Regions from separate parts of the Homo sapiens genome. Here region 1 is linked to region 2. A link is a loop called in an ENCODE intact Hi-C map of the cell type or tissue named here. Cell type or tissue: endothelial cell of umbilical vein. All regions are shown on one strand. Links, peaks and the distances in the headings refer to the core of each region. The heading gives the core; the rest is flanking DNA.

What was found. Hi-C counts contacts between places; a loop is a spot of excess contacts. Peaks named below come from ENCODE experiments on the same cell type or tissue, not always from the same donor. Only the 100,000 strongest peaks of a DNase experiment are listed, where the experiment ranks them.
Region 1: it touches region 2 in a loop (14-fold over the local background); 2 of 110 quality-filtered maps call a loop at or near these places.

The regions. Positions count from the first base shown.
Region 1 is chr21:14,530,102-14,536,502 of GRCh38, reverse strand. All of the region lies in intron 1 of SAMSN1 (SAM domain, SH3 domain and nuclear localization signals 1), which reads left to right. The region is part of intron 1 of LOC124905053 (a long non-coding RNA gene); the gene reads right to left. Among named protein-coding and RNA genes, the nearest start is that of SAMSN1, 13 kb to the left of the region's middle. RefSeq lists enhancers at 2,739-2,838, 1,713-2,912. In endothelial cell of umbilical vein, for the core only: no CTCF peak of the experiment used is centred there; a DNase peak (open chromatin) is centred at 2,382; H3K27ac peaks cover 2,152 bases.
Region 2 is chr21:14,708,570-14,714,970 of GRCh38, reverse strand. No RefSeq gene overlaps it. Among named protein-coding and RNA genes, the nearest start is that of SAMSN1-AS1, 130 kb to the right of the region's middle. In endothelial cell of umbilical vein, for the core only: no CTCF peak of the experiment used is centred there; DNase peaks (open chromatin) are centred at 2,560 and 3,490; H3K27ac peaks cover 2,500 bases.

The sequences.
Region 1 (6,401 bases), core at 1,422-3,921, 180 kb after region 2:
TGTATTAGCTATACTTGAAAAGTGTTCAGATAATATTCAGAAAGATCAGATGAATAGCTAGAGAAATGACAGAAGTGTAGCCTCCCCTTTGTTTGGAAATTTGGATATTGTATTTTATAGGAAGCTTTATAAGGTCACTACCTTGACTACCAAGATGCTGGATTTGTTAAAAATCAATTTAGTCACACACTTATCTCTTTAGTCTTTCTTTGCCTTGCTTTGGAGATAAATAGTTTCAAAATCCCTGAAAACTGTGTTTTTTTTTGTTTGTTTGTTTTTACAATAATGGAATCAAGTCCATGCTTTACATATCCGTTTCCAAATTTATCATTACCAAACTGATCCATTTCTCCTCCTTTCTAGTGTTAAAGATTTCGATGAACTTTCAGAAACAAGACATTCATATTAGCTTCTTAGTAGAAAACAAAAATGTCCTCCATTAAGAATTGATTACTAATAGCAGAAGATTTTAAACTATCTCTGTTGGTAGATGAAGTGATTCTTGCATAGATAGAGAGAGCCATTTGTCACCACAGCTGGCTAAGTCCCCCTCCTTCCTTCACTTAGTCTGTATTAGTTTGCTAGAGCTGCCATAACAAAATATCAGAGTCTGAGTAGCTTTAACAACAGGAATCCACTTTCTCACACTTCTGGAGGTTGGAAACCCAAGATCAAGGTGCTGGCAGGGTGGGTTTCACAGAGAGCTTTCAAGGAAGGATCTGTTCTGGGCCTTTCTTTTTGACATGTAGATGGCTGCCCTTTTATTGCCTCTTCATCTGTGTCTGTGTGCTCCTGATGTCTCTCTCTGTGTGTCCAAACATCATCTTATAAGGACACCAGTAGGAACGGATTAGGTCCTACCCTAATGGTCACATTTTTTACTTGATTTTCTCTTTAAAGGCTTTATATCCAAATACAGTCATGGTCTGAGGTACAAGGTGTTAGGGCTTCAAACATACGAATTTGTGGGAGTCAATTCAGCTCATAACATAGTCCATGAGCTTGTACTAATTGGAAGTGAGGATTAGGTTTTTAGTTGTTTCCTTCCTTCCAATTACTCTAGATCTTTCTCCACTTCCAGTTGACCAATCCCTTCATGCTGCCAGCCCCACATTTGACTTGACTGCCTTTACCTACACTCTCCAGTCTTTGTTATTCTTTCCTTCCTCACATCCAAATGTAACTCTGCCACAACCCACTAGACCTCTATTAGGAATCATTTGAAAACTAAAAAGTAAAACATCTATTTGACCCCCTTGACCCATGCTTTCTGGCTGCATATTAAAAATAATAGCAAAAATCATGATTACTTTTGCACCAACCTAATATTAAAATCATCTGGGGTGTTTTATAAAAATACCTATGTCTGGGCCCTAATACCAGATCTTCTGGTTTGGTTGGTGGAGTGAGGCCCGTGTTCCTGATGATCTGACCACTCTCATACATTTCTGTCTGTGCTTCTCTTAGCCTAAAATGCTCTGTGCTTTTTTTCCAACTCATGAATTCTTATCTATTCGAATTTATAGGTGGACTGTCACTTCCTCAAGAAAGCCTCCATCAGTTACCCCAGGGTAGTGTATTAGGGTCAGTCTAGCAGAGCAGTAGGTAACGTGAACTAAAGGCATAGAGACCTGAGTGTGAATGTCTTACTTTGATCTTTCTTAACCAGGGGACTTTGAACATTTTCTTAAGCCTGTTGAGCCTCATTGTGGTAATCATGAAAAGGGAAAGTCTTAAAGCATGTCACATAGGGTTGATGTGAGAATTAAGAAAATTACCATATGTATGCTTCCTAGCTGGTAGTACATGTCCATTTAATAATCTCTCCTTCTGGTGGCGGGCACCTGTAATCCCAGCTACTTGGGAGGCTGAGGCAGGAGAATGGCGTGAACCCGGGAGGCGGAGCTTGCAGTGAGCCGAGACAGCGCCACTGCACTCCAGCCTGGGCGACAGCGAGACTCCGTCTCAAAAAAAAAAAGAAAAAAAGTCTCTCCCTCCTTTCTATTTTCGTTGTGCTTGTTCCACATTTCTCTGTTTGTTGTTGTTGTTGTTGTTGTTTAAACTCACAGTTTTTCAGTATGTGCTCCCAACTAGATTCACCATCAAGAACAGAGGATCAGGGGATGTAGCTGACTCATATTTGCATCCCTGGGATTTTTGTTGAGGATTCAAGAGGGATTGAACTCGGTCTACCTGACTTTCAGATTCCGTGTGCTTTTTATAACACTTTGGCCACCACTGAAAACATTGATAGTATAGAACATAGTAGTGATTTCTCAATATATGTATAATGAGTGTGAAATGACTAATGGATAATATTAGTCATCTGCAGAAGTAGTCTACTCCAGAAGATAGTTTGTAAATGCGTCACTGATAAAGATCTGGGTAACACCCACAACAAAACAAAGTAACCATTCCTAGAATCAAAATAATCACACATTGTAATGTAATCTGCCTTAAAGACAAAAAGTATTAGCAAAAGGGTGTTGCTTTGCAGACAGCCTAGAAATAGGTGGGAGAGTAGAAATTTGCCACTGTGTCTGCAAATCATGCAAAACAGCTGAAGCAAAAATCCCTTTTGGCTGGACAGACTTCTCTTAGGTGAGATGTGTACCTAAGGCTAGGAGAAGAACTTCATGTCTCTAGTCTTAATACCACTTAATTGACTTTACTTTGACCACCACATGAATCAAGCAAACTTCCAGCAATGATCTGGTGTCCTGTGTAGGGTTTCTTTCAGGGGAAACAATTTTTTGATCAGTCAACATGAATATGCATTTTTCTTGGCAGATGAATTTCCCACAGCAAATCAATGCTCGCTTGGTTAGTATTGCCATTTTTGATATCTTATCAGTTTGGTTTATGAATTAGTCACCTTGAAGTTGTATATTTCTGCAAGCTTAAAAATAAAGTTCCCATACTTGTTGAGGTGAGGGCGTGACCCTGGACATAGAGACGTGATACTTGACCAATGTATTGTCTTCCTAAAAGGATTGAGCTAAGTTGCTAACTGGCTTCACTTCCAGGTACATTTTCTCTACAAAAGGAAAATGAATACAATTAAATAACTAAGTTTCTTTATTATATTTTTTATAGTTTTAACAGCTTAAACTCCTGGAGTAAGAGTCAAGTCAAATTTACCTTGTATCAAAATCTACATAGTGATATGGCATTCGTCTCAGTATTTGGTTAAAAAGAGCAAATTGGAATTTTCTGGGGTTTTTTTTCCCCTGAATACTTTACGTGGTTACAGTTATGCTACTGCTATTTTTAATTAAATAAGAGTGGCTGGGCATGGTGGCTCACACCTGTAATCCCAATGCTTTGGGAGGCTGAAGTGGGAGGATTGCTTGACAGGAGTTCAAGACCAGCCTGGGCAACATAGTGAGACTTTGTCTCTACAAAAAATAAAAAAAATAAAAGTTAGCTGAGCATGGTGGTGCACATGTGTAGTCCCAGCTACTCAAGAAGCTGAAGCAGGAGATTGCTGGAGCCTAGGAGTTCAAGGTTACAGTGAGCTATGATCACATCACCGCACTCCAGTCTTGGCAACCCTGGAGCAAGAGACCCTGTCTCAATAAATAAATAAATAAATAAATAATAAAAGTAATAAAATATTAAATATGTACATTTTGTAATACTTATGATTATAGTTTCTTTATATTGTAAGTTATTACATAGCAATCATCTTTTATCTTTTGTTTGATTTGTATGTTAGGACATCTAAAAATTTCAAATTACTTTAAGATTATGACTATCTCACTGTATTTAATTATCAATTATGAAAAAGTCATTACCAATAAAACAAATGTTTATAACTTTAAAAATACAGTTCCTTCAAAGATAAATGTTCTACAATTATTGAACATTACATTATAGGTCAAGGAGTGATTATAAACTGAGTTTCTTTTTACCACTACTCTTATATTTCAACTCTGCTATTAACCCCCTCAGGAGATTGAAGTATTCATCTAACCAAATCCCAGTTTTCTAAAAGGTAAATAAATGTAATTGACAATAAAAATAGTTATAGGACACTAACATCTCTTCCAAACTTCCTAACATGAACTTACTGTTTTATTTTCCCACCCATTCTTCCTCTATTTGGGATGACATACCATATATTTGCCCCCACATAAACATGTCTGTTCTTACTAAGAAAAAAAGTGTTTAAATTCCTAAGACCAGCAGCAGTGGGTGCTTCCTGGGATGGGAATGTTTATAAGCTTTATGATATTAACTGCAGCACTCAACCTCAGGTGGCATAAAGCATGCAAAAAAGAACTTTCTGTCAGTTTTATTATTTCTAAAAAGGTTCCCCTTGAAACAGAAGAGTGACCTTGCTCTGCTGAGCTGACATATGCCACTGGATTAATGGTCGAGCTCTGCTGGAGGGAAGCTCACGGAAACATTACAACTCCAGAAGCTGGGCTGGCGGTGACCATTAATCAGGGGGCCCAAAATCATGCATCAGACACACTCATTTAAAAGTAGTAAAAATGACTCAAAAAAAAACTTTTTGAGAATTAGCTTATTGTTTGTCATTACTTGTGTTCAAGGAGATCACAGAATGACTAAAATATCCCTTGGGCAGACCTTTAGAAAGGTTACTGTGTACCCAGAGGCCAAGTGAATGCAGAGGACTTTTAAGACTAATGGAAGTAAAAGGGAGTTTTTGTTCCAGATAATTTGATAGGAAATTTGGTTAAAAGGATTTTGTTTTCCCAACTTAATTTTTACATCTTTATTTAACCATAATTTCAAAGTAATGAGTACTATAAATGTTTGCCTCTTGGTGATAATTTTATTTTATTTTAAAATCTGGAGTGACTGGAATTTACTAGTGTAAAGATGAGATGGGTAAACTGTTAGGAAATATTTCAGGAAACTAAAGTTTTGTTAGCATACTCAATTATCACGTATGTTTAAAAGTTTTGGGGCTTAAAAGTACTGCACATTCTTCCATCATGTTAGATAATAAAAAATTTTTGAGATTTCCTCTCTCTGATTATTGAAAAGAAAAAAAAAAGCTTACATCTAAGATCCTGAAAGAAATTGCTCAATTTAACTTAGCTAATAATGTTACTCTTGGGTTTTCTTTTTTAACTCCTTTGATGATAAAATTGAATAGACATAATTTCTCTTTTATACTTTTAATAGTTTGTCTTTTAGATTAATGACACTATACAAAATACATATGATAAATCTTATTAACAGTACAACAAATAGAAAAATCAGTCACTTATTACAAAAACCAGAATAAATTTGGTATTTAAGTTTATGGTTAATGTAGTAAGGTCTATTGAGATCAATATTCGAAGTTATTCTTCTCTTAACTAATAGTTGCTTTTTTAAACCATCATCTTCAATATTACCTTTTGTCTATTTGCCATATCCTATACAGCAGTATTATTTAGGCAGAATTATTTATTTGTAGAATTATTTGTTTTTGTTTAGTTATAGAATTAAAATAGTTGAAAATGATGTGACTAGTTAAAATATTATTTAATATTCTATAATAAATAGAAAAATAAAATATGCATAGAAAAGACAGTTAATTTCCAAACTTATGGAAGAATAATGTATATTTTTTGTAAATTGAAAATTTCAGTCATCCATCTTTTGAATTGCCCTCCCTGTATCAAGGTACCTAGATAACAAAATTAGTAATGCAAAATTTGCTCAGGGAAATAATTTGAGTAGAGGTGGCAAATGCAGTTCCTCTCTTCTTCCCCTAAACACCCACTATCTTCTGTAACCACTGTGGACACAGTTAATCATGACTTTTTAACTCTGAAAATGGCTTTAGAACGCTTCTCAACACAGCTCTTCATGAAACATCGACCAACTATCCATGCTGGTGCATGAGTTGAAAACTTTTTGTCAGTTTTAGTTTCAAGAGATAGTTCATCCAGACAATGAAAAATCCCAGTGAAATATCCCTATAACAAATAAAAAATATTTTTATAGTGACCTAAATGATTATGTTTACTAGAGACAGTATTTATTTCTCTCCTATGAAAGTTTGGGAGAGAATTATATTAGATACTAGACACATTTTTTATCATCCAGTGATCCATCTTATACATAGCATATGTTCCACTACCTTTCTTACTTATCATAACTTTAGCAATCACAATCTTCGGATTTGGTGATTATTTCTTTCTTTTTTTTTTTTTTTTTTTTGAGACGGAGTCTCGCTCTGTTGCCCAGGCTGGAGCGCATTGGCTCAATCTCGGCTCACTGCAAGCTCCGCCTCCCAGGTTCACGCCATTCTCCTGCCTCAGCCTCCCAAGTAGCTGGGACTACAGGCACCCGCCACCACGCCCGGCTAATTTTTTTGTATTTTTAGTAGGGATGGGGTTTCACCGTATTAGCCAGGGTGGTCTGGATCTCCTGAC
Region 2 (6,401 bases), core at 1,471-3,970:
AGAGGAGAAAGAAATTAAACAACAAAAGTGTTACTAGAAGTCAAGGGGGAAAAGATGACCATTTTATAACTGGTGCTTAGTCAATTGGATATTTATCTAAATATAGGTCTCTACACATGTCACTCATTACACATAAAAAAATTCTAGATGAAATGCTGACTTGTGTAAAAGGCAAAACAATAAGTCTTTTAGAAGAAGTATAGAAGAATATATTAAAGATCCTTGATTAAGCAAATATTTCTTAAAGAAAGACCAGAATCAATAACTACAAAAGAAAAATAATGATAACTGTTACCATTTTAATAATATCTGTTCACCGAAGAAGACCATTTGGAAAACAAAAGTCAACCTACAGACTGGGAAAAATATTTGCAAATCAATAAGTAAAAGGCAGAAAATCCAAATGTAAAAATGAGCATCCAGAAAAGAAGATCTCGAAATGATTAGTAAACATATGATACAGTGTCCAACTTTGTCAGTCATTAGAGAAATGCAAACGAAAAATCATAATTTGATACTACTACATGCCCATAAGAATGGCTAAAATGATAAACAGACAATGAAATATCAGTGAGCAAATAGAGCAACTAACTGTCATATATTGCTAGTGGGGTGTCTATCAGTGCAACTATGTTGGGGAATATTTGACAGTAGTAATTAAAGCCGAACATTTGTATATCGTATGACCTGACAGTTTTAATCCTAGTCAGATATTCAAGAAAAATGTGTGCATATATCCACCAAAAGATATCTACAAAAATATTCATAGCAGGATTACTAATAATAGCCTCAATCTGGAAACCACCAAATGTCTCTCCATTGTAGAACTAATAAATACATTATGGTATAATCACATAATGGAATTGTATACAGCAAAAAGGATGAGCAAACTAGAACTACAGTCTCAATATGGTTGTACTGTATAAAAATGGAATCAAATGAAAGAAGCCAGACACAAAGAAGCACGTACTATACAATTACATTATGTAATATCTAGAAACAGACAAAAGTTACCAATTGCATTAGAAGTCTGGGTAGTGGTTATCCTTTGAGGGAAAAAATGACTGAAAGAGAGGATAACAGTGTAGGTCCTGGAATGCTGATAATGTTCCATTTCTTAATCTGAGTGTTGGTTACATGAGTGTGTCACACTTAATTGAGCTTACATTTGTTTTGTATTATTTTGTGTACATAAGTGATTGTTTAGTAAGATCATTATATTCTAAACTATAATCAAATTTTATTTAAAGATAAAATAAACACAAGTACATTTTAGACAGAATGTATAATCAATTTTACCTGTTTATGAAGTCTCTGTTTCCAAGGTGACAGCAAAAGAAGGGACAATAATCAAGAGATAGGAATTGGTGGCAGATGCTCCTTGGTCTCTAAACCACTACTGTAGAATGAAGTGATCAATAGCTTAGGAATTATATTTCATGCTTCTTCTTTACCTTGAATGGCTTCAAATAAAATCTGCTTTGTCTGATATTAGTATAGCCACTCCAGCTTTCTTCTAGTTACTGTTTACATGGTATGCCCTTTTATTTTCAACCTATTTGTGTCTTTGAATCTAAAGAGTGTCTTTGTAGACAGCAGATAGGTGGATCTCTTTTTTTGGTCCATCTCCCAATCTCTAACTTTTTATTGCACTATTTATTCCATTTACCTTTAATGTAATTACTAATATGGTAGGATTTATGTCTGATGTTTTGGTAGTGGTTTTCTATGTCTTCTTGCTCCTTTATGCCTATATTACTGCATTCTTTTGTGTTAAGTAGATATTTTCTAGTGTACCATTTTAATTCTCCTGTCATTTATTTCATTATTTTTTTGATTCACTTTCTTAGTGATTTCCTGAAGATTACAAAGAACACTTAATTTACAATAATCTAGTTAAGAATAGTGTCATCTTGAGGGGAAGTGAAAAAGATTAGTGTCTTTTTAATTTCAATAGTATAAAAAACTGCTCTTATTTGGCTCTGTTCCCTCACTTTCCTTTCTGGGATTATCATGAAGTTATATCTTTATACATTATAAACCCATCAACTGAGTTTTATAATTATTGCTTTGCATAGTTATCTTTTAAATTAAATAGGAGAAGAAAAAATTTAAACATACCAAATACATACTCTCTTTGATATTTACCTATATAGTTACCTTAACCAGGGCTTTTTATTGCTTCATGTGAATTCACATTACTATCTAGTGTCCTTTTATTTCAGCCTGAGGGACTCTCTTTAGTATTTCTTGTGGAATAGTAATAAATTATCTCAGGTTTTGTTTATCTGGGATAGTCTTAATTTCTTACTTATATTTGAAAAGTAGGTTTGCTGGATACAGACTTCTTGACTGACACTCTTTTACTTTCAGAAGTTTGAATATGTCATCCCAGTGCCTTCCGGCCTCCATGGTTTCTGAATAATTTAGCTGTTAATCTTAATGCATATCTCTTGTACATAATAAGTTATTTCTGAATGCTCATCTTTCAACAGTTATTATGATCTACATAAGTGTGGTTATGTAACATTGCCAACAAAACTTGTGTTGACCACTAATTTTACTATGGAACACCAAAAGAATTACAGCTCTTTTCATTAAGGTCAAGGGTAGCTTTACATTCCTTTGGGCTTAAGTACATAAATATGTCTGTGTCTTTCCTCAGTGACATATAAATAGTATCTGTCTGATCTGACCACAGCTGTTGCCCCAGGATATATGTCAGTTCCTTTGATTTTTACCTACCATCTGGGTTATTTTCCTCATAGTATTCAGACTGTTTCTAATCTCTCCTCTTGGTGGAGATTCAATGATTTGTCCTGCAAAGTTTTCTTTGCCATTCTTCTAAGAAGAATCAAATGTCCTTATGCAAATAAAACTTATGGCATCATGCTCAGCATTATGGAAGTAAGCCAGTGACTTTCTTTCTCTCGTTGACTGCTTTTGCCTCAAGTTCTTTCTTGCATTGATAATGAAGGTGATAAGTTCAAGAGCTAGAGAACTTTTTGAAGTGATTGAGATTACTATGCATTAATACAACATAATTATGTTGCCAAAGAGATTAGAATGTATCACAGTAGTAAAGAGACATGAACTGGGTAGAAGGATGGGAACAACTGTTTTTGGTCTTTATTGACTGGCTTTCCTTTCCTCTCTTCTTGCCAACAGCAGACTTCAGTGTGGCCATATTCTGGTAAACTGTCTTTGGAAATAACAGTGCTAAATGATGCATCCAACTTTAAAATTAACTCTACCCTTCGGAAGAAGAGGGATTGTAATAAGTGGTGTGGAACTTTGAGTATACCTGAGTCTCACAAATGAAAAGATAAACAAGTTTGGATGAATTTGTTCTGACATTCTGATCCTAGGCATTGGTTTATAGAGCACATAGTTCTGTAGTGGTCTTTTGTCACTTTCCTTAGGGAGGCTGGATATGTTCAGAGGACTAGTATTTCCTGCCTTTCAGGGAATACTAGTACAAGAGAGAACAAAAAACAACCGGCAACTGAATGAGAATGTGAGTCATGGGACTCTCCTCCATTTGACTCTTGTATTTGTTTTGTCTTATTTTAACTGCATTAGTGGTCATTTCCAATTGGCCACATTATTGATAAACTTAATAAAACTATGAAAGTAAGAAGTACCAAGCTGTGGTACCATATTAACAGAGAAGAATACATTAGATTTTGTGCATTTTTGTTAGATTCAGGATTCTTTCAGAGAGAGATCCAATTACTAAGGGAGAAGCCTAGAATGGTTAAGCACAAATAGTTGATCTCTGAATTGGAAAACTTGTATGTATGTTTTTATAATCCTTTATTCTAGTAGATTATCTAATATTGCTGCTTGAACTTCCCTACCTTCCTGTAGTTAGCAAAATACTCTGTTACCAAAACTGTTATCTTTAAACAGACCTTGGTTTGTAAACTTGATGTGCAAACCAGAGAGTGTTCGAATACTCTCTTAACTGGCTAGAATGGTTGCCCATAATTGCAATCAGTCATTATAAAATCTCTAGATTTTCCATTTATGATTTTGGCATTAATCTCTTTATTAAGATTAAGGTGTCATTTAAAAATACAGTCAAGGGCCAGGCAAAGTGGCTCACGCCTGTAATCCCAGCACTTTGGGAGGCAGAGGCAGGAGGATCACGAGGTCAGGAGATCAAGACTATCCTGGCTAACACGGTGAAACCCCGTCTCTACTAAAAAATACAAAAAATTAGCCAGGCGTGGTGGTGGGCACCTGTAGTCCCAGCTACTCGGGAGGCTGAGGCAGTAGAATGGCGTGAACCTGGGAGGCGGAGCTTGCAGTGAGACCAGATCAGCCTGGGTGACAGAGAGAGACTCCGTTTCAAAAAAAAAAAAAAAAAAGCAAAAACAAACAAACAAAAAATAGTCAAGAAGGAACATCCAAATTATATTCTAGTACTTCTTCAGATAAATATTATTGTTCATCACATTTATAAAGATGTGAATAAATTGAAGAGAACATTGGCGAGAACAATGAAAATGATTAAAGGGATGAAAACGGATCTTACTTGTAAAGATGAAAGGAATAGGGTTTATTTAGTTTAGAGATAAGAAACCCAAGGGAAGTCTTGATCACTACTTTAAAATTTATTAAAGGCTGTTTAAGAGGAACACACCTAACAGGTATTCTTTCTGTCCATAAAGGACAGAATGAGAAAACAGATCTAACACTTTATTATTATTATTTGACTTGCTGATTAACCACTTAGCAAGATATTAATGGAATTTATTTTCACTACCTACATCACTCCCTGGCAGTAATTTAGACTCTTAGAGTTGTACATTAAGTTTTTCAGGGCCCAGGGGCACCATATAGTACTCTTGAGCAATAGTGTTGTGTACTAAAGAGTACAGGATGACCTAAAGCTGGCTCACTGATCACTGAGTTATAGATCAAAAAACGACTCTAAGAGATCATCTGGCCTAAGCTCCTGAGGGGAATAATAACATCATAGGAAACAGGGGTTTTATTCGCTTCATGAAGCTCTCTAGTGATGAGCATTCTATACCCTTTCTCATCAATGAGAAGGAAACACGCATATACACCAATGCACTCACACATACACTCATTACATACATTTCCTGAACACTTGAAAGCAGTTTGTTAGACGCTGAGGGTTAGAGTGTGAGAAGTGGAGAGTGTTGAGTCAAAGAAGAATCCGTTGATTCTTTTTTAAAAAAGAGACACATTAATAAAGAGTTAAGGTAGAAGAAATGATTTGCGAAGCTCATAAGTCTAACTTTTAGTTCTTTCCACATTATACAAATTTATGTAAATGATTTAAGAAACTTTGATTTATAATTAGGTACAAATCAGTGTTACATGCTGTGCTCACATATCTCCTTGAACTGGTCAAAAGAACAGGTCAAAGTTCAAACAGCAAAAATAACTAGTGTTATCATGATTAGTAGTAGAGCTTTAAGGACACTGGTAGACCCTCCTTCTGAAGAGAGTTGAGTCACTGGATTTCATTTTATAACTAATTAATATCTGTGTTTTTCAATAAGATAAATGTTATAATAATTTATAGTGCAAGAGGGAAATGAGCTCTGGTAAATTTTGATAGCTTCAATCATAAATCCATTTTTTAAAATTTAAAATACTATTAAGAATCTCTTGCATTATGACTTGAAAATCACTGTTCTGTACCATCATTATTTCTTCTCCTATTTATGAATGAATGTAGGTGGTATCTATAATTCCCACTTTCTGCTTTGGGACTTATGCCTCCAAGCTGATATGCCATCTCAGTATGTCACAGAACTAGTTCCTACTTTGCTGCACTCAATTTCTTTCTGACAGCCTAGAAATTTGATTTTATAATGAGGTATAAATCATAGAAAAGGGTTGTCTATAAAATATTTCAGTAGAAATAAGAGCAGGAGTATAAGGGTTTGTATCAATGGTGCTGTAGGTTAAAAAAAGAACATCACAATTAAGGACACCATTGAAGATGAAGGAGTCTTCAGCCTACATGTGTATTTTGTATCGGTATTGCATATACAGTGAAGGCAAAAATTAACCATGGTTTAATGTATATTTCGATCAACTTTTCCTATGATGGTAGTCAAGTGGGCTGCCTAACTGACAGAAGCATGACATAATCCATGTGATAATATTTGACATCCTTCTGTGACTTCCCACAAGGCAAGGAGAAGGTGACTGGGAAATATTCTCCCTTCCCACTCAGTCACAATTGAACTTAATGATAGAGTGACATCATTGCAAGGACCCTAGACAAGTAGAACCAAAATTGAGAAATTAGGATTGTGGCATAATTGAAGAGGGAAAGTTGCTTCTATCCTAACTGATGGAGCAGAGAAAGGTTTTATTTCAGAACTTGATATTGTTACTTTGGGCAGCTAGTC